2 separate regions of the Homo sapiens genome follow, and region 1 is linked to region 2. Evidence: read pairs that join two places in POLR2A ChIA-PET (ENCODE). Cell type or tissue: A673. All regions are shown on one strand. Each heading gives the region's core, and the rest is flanking DNA. Links, peaks and the distances in the headings are about the cores only.

Evidence for each region. Peaks named below come from ENCODE experiments on the same cell type or tissue, not always from the same donor. Only the 100,000 strongest peaks of a DNase experiment are listed, where the experiment ranks them.
Region 1: POLR2A ChIA-PET joins it to region 2 with 12 read pairs; 5 of 35 experiments call an interaction of 5 or more read pairs at or near these places.

Annotation. Positions count from the first base shown.
Region 1 is chr2:47,275,452-47,278,365 of GRCh38, forward strand. All of the region lies in intron 3 of EPCAM-DT (EPCAM divergent transcript), which reads right to left. Among named protein-coding and RNA genes, the nearest start is that of BCYRN1, 58 kb to the right of the region's middle. In A673, for the core only: no CTCF peak of the experiment used is centred there; no DNase peak of the experiment used is centred there.
Region 2 is chr2:47,153,487-47,156,400 of GRCh38, forward strand. It overlaps STPG4 (sperm-tail PG-rich repeat containing 4), which reads right to left and starts at 1,822. Exons shown (of 7, transcript NM_001163561.2): 1 at 1,685-1,822. The coding sequence starts at 1,765. RefSeq lists an enhancer at 2,340-2,499. In A673, for the core only: no CTCF peak of the experiment used is centred there; no DNase peak of the experiment used is centred there.

The DNA of each region.
Region 1 (2,914 bases), core at 304-2,803, 120 kb after region 2:
CTCTGCCTCCCACTTTTGTTATTTTGCTCTTTCCCTCCCCTCCACTCTTCCCGCAGCCTATCTCTGCCTCTCAATCCTTCTTTTCGGTTTTCTTTTATTTTCTCCTTTCCCACTTCTCCTTCCACCTGCCAAGTTCCACTCGTCTCCTCCTTCCCTTTCCCTCTCTGTTCCTTCAACTTAAGCACAAGACCCATATTTAAAACTGTTAAAGGATATTTTTTAAAAGGTAAAATTATAATTCTTATGCAAATATAAAATAAGGCCGGGCACAGTGGCTCACACCTGAATCCCAGCACTTTGGGAGGCAGGGGCAGGAGGATTGCTTGAGCCCAGGAGTTCAAGACCAGCCTAGGAAACCTGACAAAACCCTGTCTCCACAAAAAATACAAAAATTATCCAGGCATGGTGGCGTGTACCTGTAGTCCCAGCTACTTGGGAGGCTGAGGTGGGAGGATTGATTGAGCCTGTGAAGTCGAGGCTGCAGTGAGCTGTGATCATGCCACTGCACTCCAACCTGGGTGACAGAGTGAGACCCTGTTTCAAAAAAATTTTTTTTAAATATTTTAAAAATAAAAAATAAAAACAAATATAAAATGAGCATGTCAGTGACTTCAATTCAATTGATTAATTAATGAGGGAACTGGTAAGATATTACAACCAGTTCACAGGAAAATCCAAGAAACAGACACATATATAGGCAATCAGGGATGTTAAAGGGAATTTACTAATAGATGCAAAACCGGCCTCTTCATTTGCATTTCTATGAACAGGAATCTTGTGTTTAAGCATCAGCTTACCATAAGTTAACTTACGTCTCTACAGAGATGCCACATCATTGAAGACAATAAAAGGCACAGATTCCTGTAGAATCAGACAACCTAGGAAGGGTCTTCTACTCTAGACAATGCCTGACATTGTTGAAAGGACACCCAGGAAGCATTGCCCATTTCAAAGTCGTTCACAATTTTTGTTGACAAGATCTTAGAAGGGACTATGGGAGCTGGTTAATATTTTTTCTCTTTTCTTCTTCTTCTCCTTTTTTTTTTTTTTTTCTTAACAAGGTCTCACTCTGTCATCCAGGCTGGAGTGCAGTGGTGCAATTATGGTTCACTGCAGCCTCAACCTCCCAGGCCAAGAGATGCCCCCAACCCCCTCTTCCAACCTCGGTCTCCCCAGTAGCTGGAACTACAGGTACGTGCCACCACGCTTGGCTAATTTTTTTATTTTTTTGTAGAGATGGGGTTTTGTCATATTGCCCAGGCTGACCTCAAACTCCTGGGGTCAAGCAATCCTCCCACCTTGGCCTCCCAAAGTACTGGGATTACAGGCATGAGCCACCACCCAGCCAATAGAGCTGGTAACTTTTTTCAAGTCTCCAAACAGGTCTCTGTCTGGAGGTAGAAATGGATTCTAGCTCAGAGGCTTAGTTCTGGGGCAGGAATGGGGTTGAAAACAATGATTGCCTGGCTGTGATCAAAGCTGAGGGTGATGAGGCAGGTGACCATTGGCCAATACCCCATAAACCCTCATTCTTGTCATCTTACCATCATCTTCTGGCCTTGGAGACGCAGAGAAGCTCAGGGCAAGGTTGAGAGCAATCTACCCCACATGTGCCCAGGGAGGTGGAAGCAGCCCTGGGTATGGAGATGGACATGATCCCTCCTTAGACTATCCCTGGCAGGTGGCTGTCCCCAGGTGACAGCTTTCAGGACCACCGCACCAGGCTTTCATGCCCATTTTCTGAAGCCTGTGACAGCCCTCATTCTCTGCTGCTCAGATCCTGCATGCACCCTGCTGTCCATTCCCAGGCCTCACACAAGTCCTCCTTTATTACCTCTCCCCAGATTTGGCATTTCAGGATCTCTGCAGTTACCTGAAGAGAAACCATACAGATTTCTAAGGTACATGTTCTGACAAGATATGTGAGCTTGGAAGTATGAAGCAATCTGTGAGAGTTTCCTGAACTGTGCAGGTTATTGAGTGCTGAGCCCTGAGTGAGATGCTTGGCAGATGCTGGGGTGGGGTAAGGGAGGATAACATTGGCAAAGAAGATGTGATCCCTGCTCTCAGGGCATTTACAGTCTGGTTTGGGAGGCCAAATACCCAGGAGACCCCAGCAGCTAGTGGTCATGCTCAATGCATGGCGGGGGGATGAGGATGGGGGACATTCTGACCACAGGACCAGCTCTGGAGTAGGCCAGGGAGACCATCCATCATGGGCAAAGTGCCCACATAATCCCTTATCTCCATAAAAGAAAGGGCAGCTACCTTCCTTACCTGAGCAGGTGTCTTGAATTTCACCTCCCCATAGATAGGGCTGCGGGCTGGACCTTAGCTCGTGCCCCCTGCCTCTTCATTCCCACCCTTGCAGAAGAGAGAACTCTTCAGCCTCCAGGTAGAAACCCCAAGCGGGTAATCAAAAGATTAAAAGATTTCTAAGATGCAAAGGCTGAGCAGGTGATGGAATGTGCTCCACCAAACAAGGGGCCTTGGGGTAGGGCTTAGGACCAAGTCACGGACACCCAGGTTTGGTTCTTCTGGTTACTCTGGTAGTTGTGTGACTCAGGACAAATCATTTCCCAGCTCATCCAACAGGGAAGTTGGACTCCCTGATTTCTTTGTTTCTTCTGTCTTTTATATTTTCTAGTGTGGCAAAATACATATAATATAAATGTGAGTGTTAATTTTATCTATCAACTTGCCTGGGCTACAGGGTACCCAGATATTTGGTAAAACACTATTCTGGATGTGTCTGTGAGAGTGTTTCTGGAGAAGATTAACATTCGAATCAGTAGACTGAGTAAAGCAGATTGCCTGCCCTAATGTGGTCTCATCCAATTCCTTGAAGCCTAAATAGAACACAAAAAGGCTGTTTAGGGGAAAATTTGCTCTGCCTGATAGTCCTCAAGCTGAA
Region 2 (2,914 bases), core at 151-2,650:
TCACGCCTGTAATCTCAGCACTTTGGGAGGCCAAGTTGGGTGGATCTCTTGAGGCCAGGAGTTTAAGACCAGCCTGGCCAACATGTTGAAACCCTATCTGTACTAAAAATACAAAAACATTAGCTGGGCATGGTGGCACATGCCTGTAATCCCTCCTCAGAAGGCTGTAATCCCTACTCATGAGGCTGAGGCACGAGAATCACTTGAACTCCGTAGGCAGAGGTTGCAGTGGGCCGAGATCACATCACTGCAACTCCAGCCTGGGCGACAAAGCAAGAAGCCACCTCAGGGGGAAAAAAAAGACTAAGGCATTGTACTTATAAAGACTTGCATATACAATCAGTGCTTAATAAATGGTAGCTTTAATTTTTAACATCCCATTTGCCAAGTTAAGAAGCTGATTATTTTGGTATTCCTCAGTTTCCAAGGAAGCTTTTGTCTTCATATTTAGTACTCTATACCCATTCATCCATTATTATTTCATATTTATTTCAGCCCATTGTCCACAGAACACAACCGTTTAGTATATTGCTGTTTGTCCTAGATAAAATCATTAAAATGTTGAGTTCTCCTTTCATTTATAATGCCTTTATTACTATAAAATATAGGTCATCAAGCAGGACTGCATTAAAAGTAATAATCAGTAAAACTGATATAATTCATTCTTCCTGTCTAGTAACTTAAATCTACTGTACTTATGAGTACCACTGGGCTTTATTTTATTATGAAATATGTTAATTTCTTTAAAAAACATTTTCTCATGACACTGCTAAAGCTGAGCTTCTTCTTTGATACTTCTTCGCGAGATTTATGTTGAATCTTCTCTGTTGCACTTTTATAGTCACAGAAATACAACTTTCTCAGGCAGGTCAAGACAGGCCTCCCACCCCTACCCCAGAATAAGGAAAATGAGATGGGAAGGAGAGAGAAGTAAACGCGATCAATCTAATGGAAGACAATTGGCAGCTGCTGTTTTGTTTTGCCCAAGACAGGTGATCTAAATTCCATCTATCTACCACTTTAAATTCACTCTAAGGGGAAAGATAAAAGATTAGGTTAAACAACCCTCACCCACATTTATTTTAAAATGTAACAAAGGCCAGCCATGGCGGTGCATGCCTGTAATCCCAGCTACGCGGGAGGCTGAGGCAGGAGAATCCCTTGAACCCGGGAGGCGGAGGTTGCAGTGAGCCGAGATCACACCGCTGCACTCCTGCCTGGGTGACAGAGCGAGACTCTAAAAGAAAAACGTAGCAAAAGTAGCTTCAAATATTTTTATAAATATTAAAGTAGGAGGCGGAGCAAAACGTGTCTAGTAAAACTACAGAAGGAAAAACCCAGTCTTCCGGCAGATGGAGCGGAAAGGGAAAGAAATCCAATCACCATATTAAAGCAGTTGTCCAGTTTAATTAGTAGTGGGAAGAAGGGAAAAATACAGAAAACAAAGGGCGAAGGAGAAGGAAAAGGGAAGAAGCAAGGGGAAAAGAAATAAAACAAAGGAAATGTCCAATAAAGACCAGGAAGGAAGGTCCGCAGGTGGAGACGTGCGTGAGGGCAGGGAGAGAAGGGTAGGAAGAGGGAACGAGAGCGGCACGAAGGCCTGGGATTAGAGAGCGGTGGGAAAAGGGTAGTGGGCCTGGTGAGGGGAGCAGGAGCCAGGCCGGCAAGGGGCAGGCCATCTTACCGAAGCTGTGATGAATGATTCTCCACCCACCAGGTCTTCCCTTATTGAGGTGGAAGCGGTGGCGACGGCTGGCTGGTCCATGGTGGCCTCCTCTCTCTCTAGGCTGAACCTGAGCTCCGGTTGCTAGGAGGCGGGTGTGGCCCGTGGGCTCCCGAGCGCGCGCGCCTGGGACCGCTCCGGGGGACCCGCCAGGTTTGTCTTTAGTGCTGCAGGGAAGGGAAGCGGGCACGCACTTTGAGGTCCCGCGCGAAGAACTGCGCAGAGGAAAACCCTCGAAAAGAGACGGTTATGAAAGCTTGTGAGAAGAAAATCTAGAGGGCTCTGGAGTTGCTAGAGAGCCCTCGGGTAAGGATCTGCGAAAAGGGAGGCTTGTTAAGGGCTTGAGCGTACCCACAATCTCCATTAGTTCCCTTCCAATCCACCACCAATCGCACACCCCAGACAGGGAGGCAGTGTGCTTGGTAGGCATACTTAAGAGAAATCTGCCTTAGCACCCACTTTCTAAGATTGTTTCTAAGCTCCTCCAAATAGAAACTCTGGGGCTGACTTCTCTTGCTTCTGACTTGCAGAGTGGAGTGAGCACCAGACACAGCCGGTTTCACTAGCTGTGAAACCACAGACCACCCCATTCTTCTCAGTATAGACCCTTTTTATTGTCAGCCTCTCTAGGCTGTAGCTTCTTCTTAACCTAGGAACATTCTCACCTTTAAAAACAAACCCTCCACAACCTTAATTTCATTTTATACAGTACCTACTGTATTCCAGGGACTTCACACACATTAGTCTCATTTAATCTTCATACCAACCCTACAAAGTAGGTATTAGTTTCATTTTCTGGATGAGGAAACAAAGGTTTCCTTGGACGTTTAGCACAGTTCACTCAGCATCACACACAAATGGCAGAACCAGAATTAAAATCCAGACCTGACTCTAGAGCTCCACTGCCCTATACCATGAAGTTTCTGCTTCCCTTTACAAACTTTCAAGAGTAATATGGACTCTTTTCTCACTTCCCATACTTTCCTTAAAACATCTTAATCTGGCCTGCACACAGCTTTTAATTAAAATTGCACCTGAACTCACCAGGGATCCAAGTGCCAAATCCAGTGGGGATTTTCAGCTCTTATGAAACTTGGCCTTCAATTTTCATTGCTGCATTGATTATTCCCTCATTCTTGAATCACTCTCCTCCCTTGACTACCAGGACTTGGACGCTGGTTGCATATAATG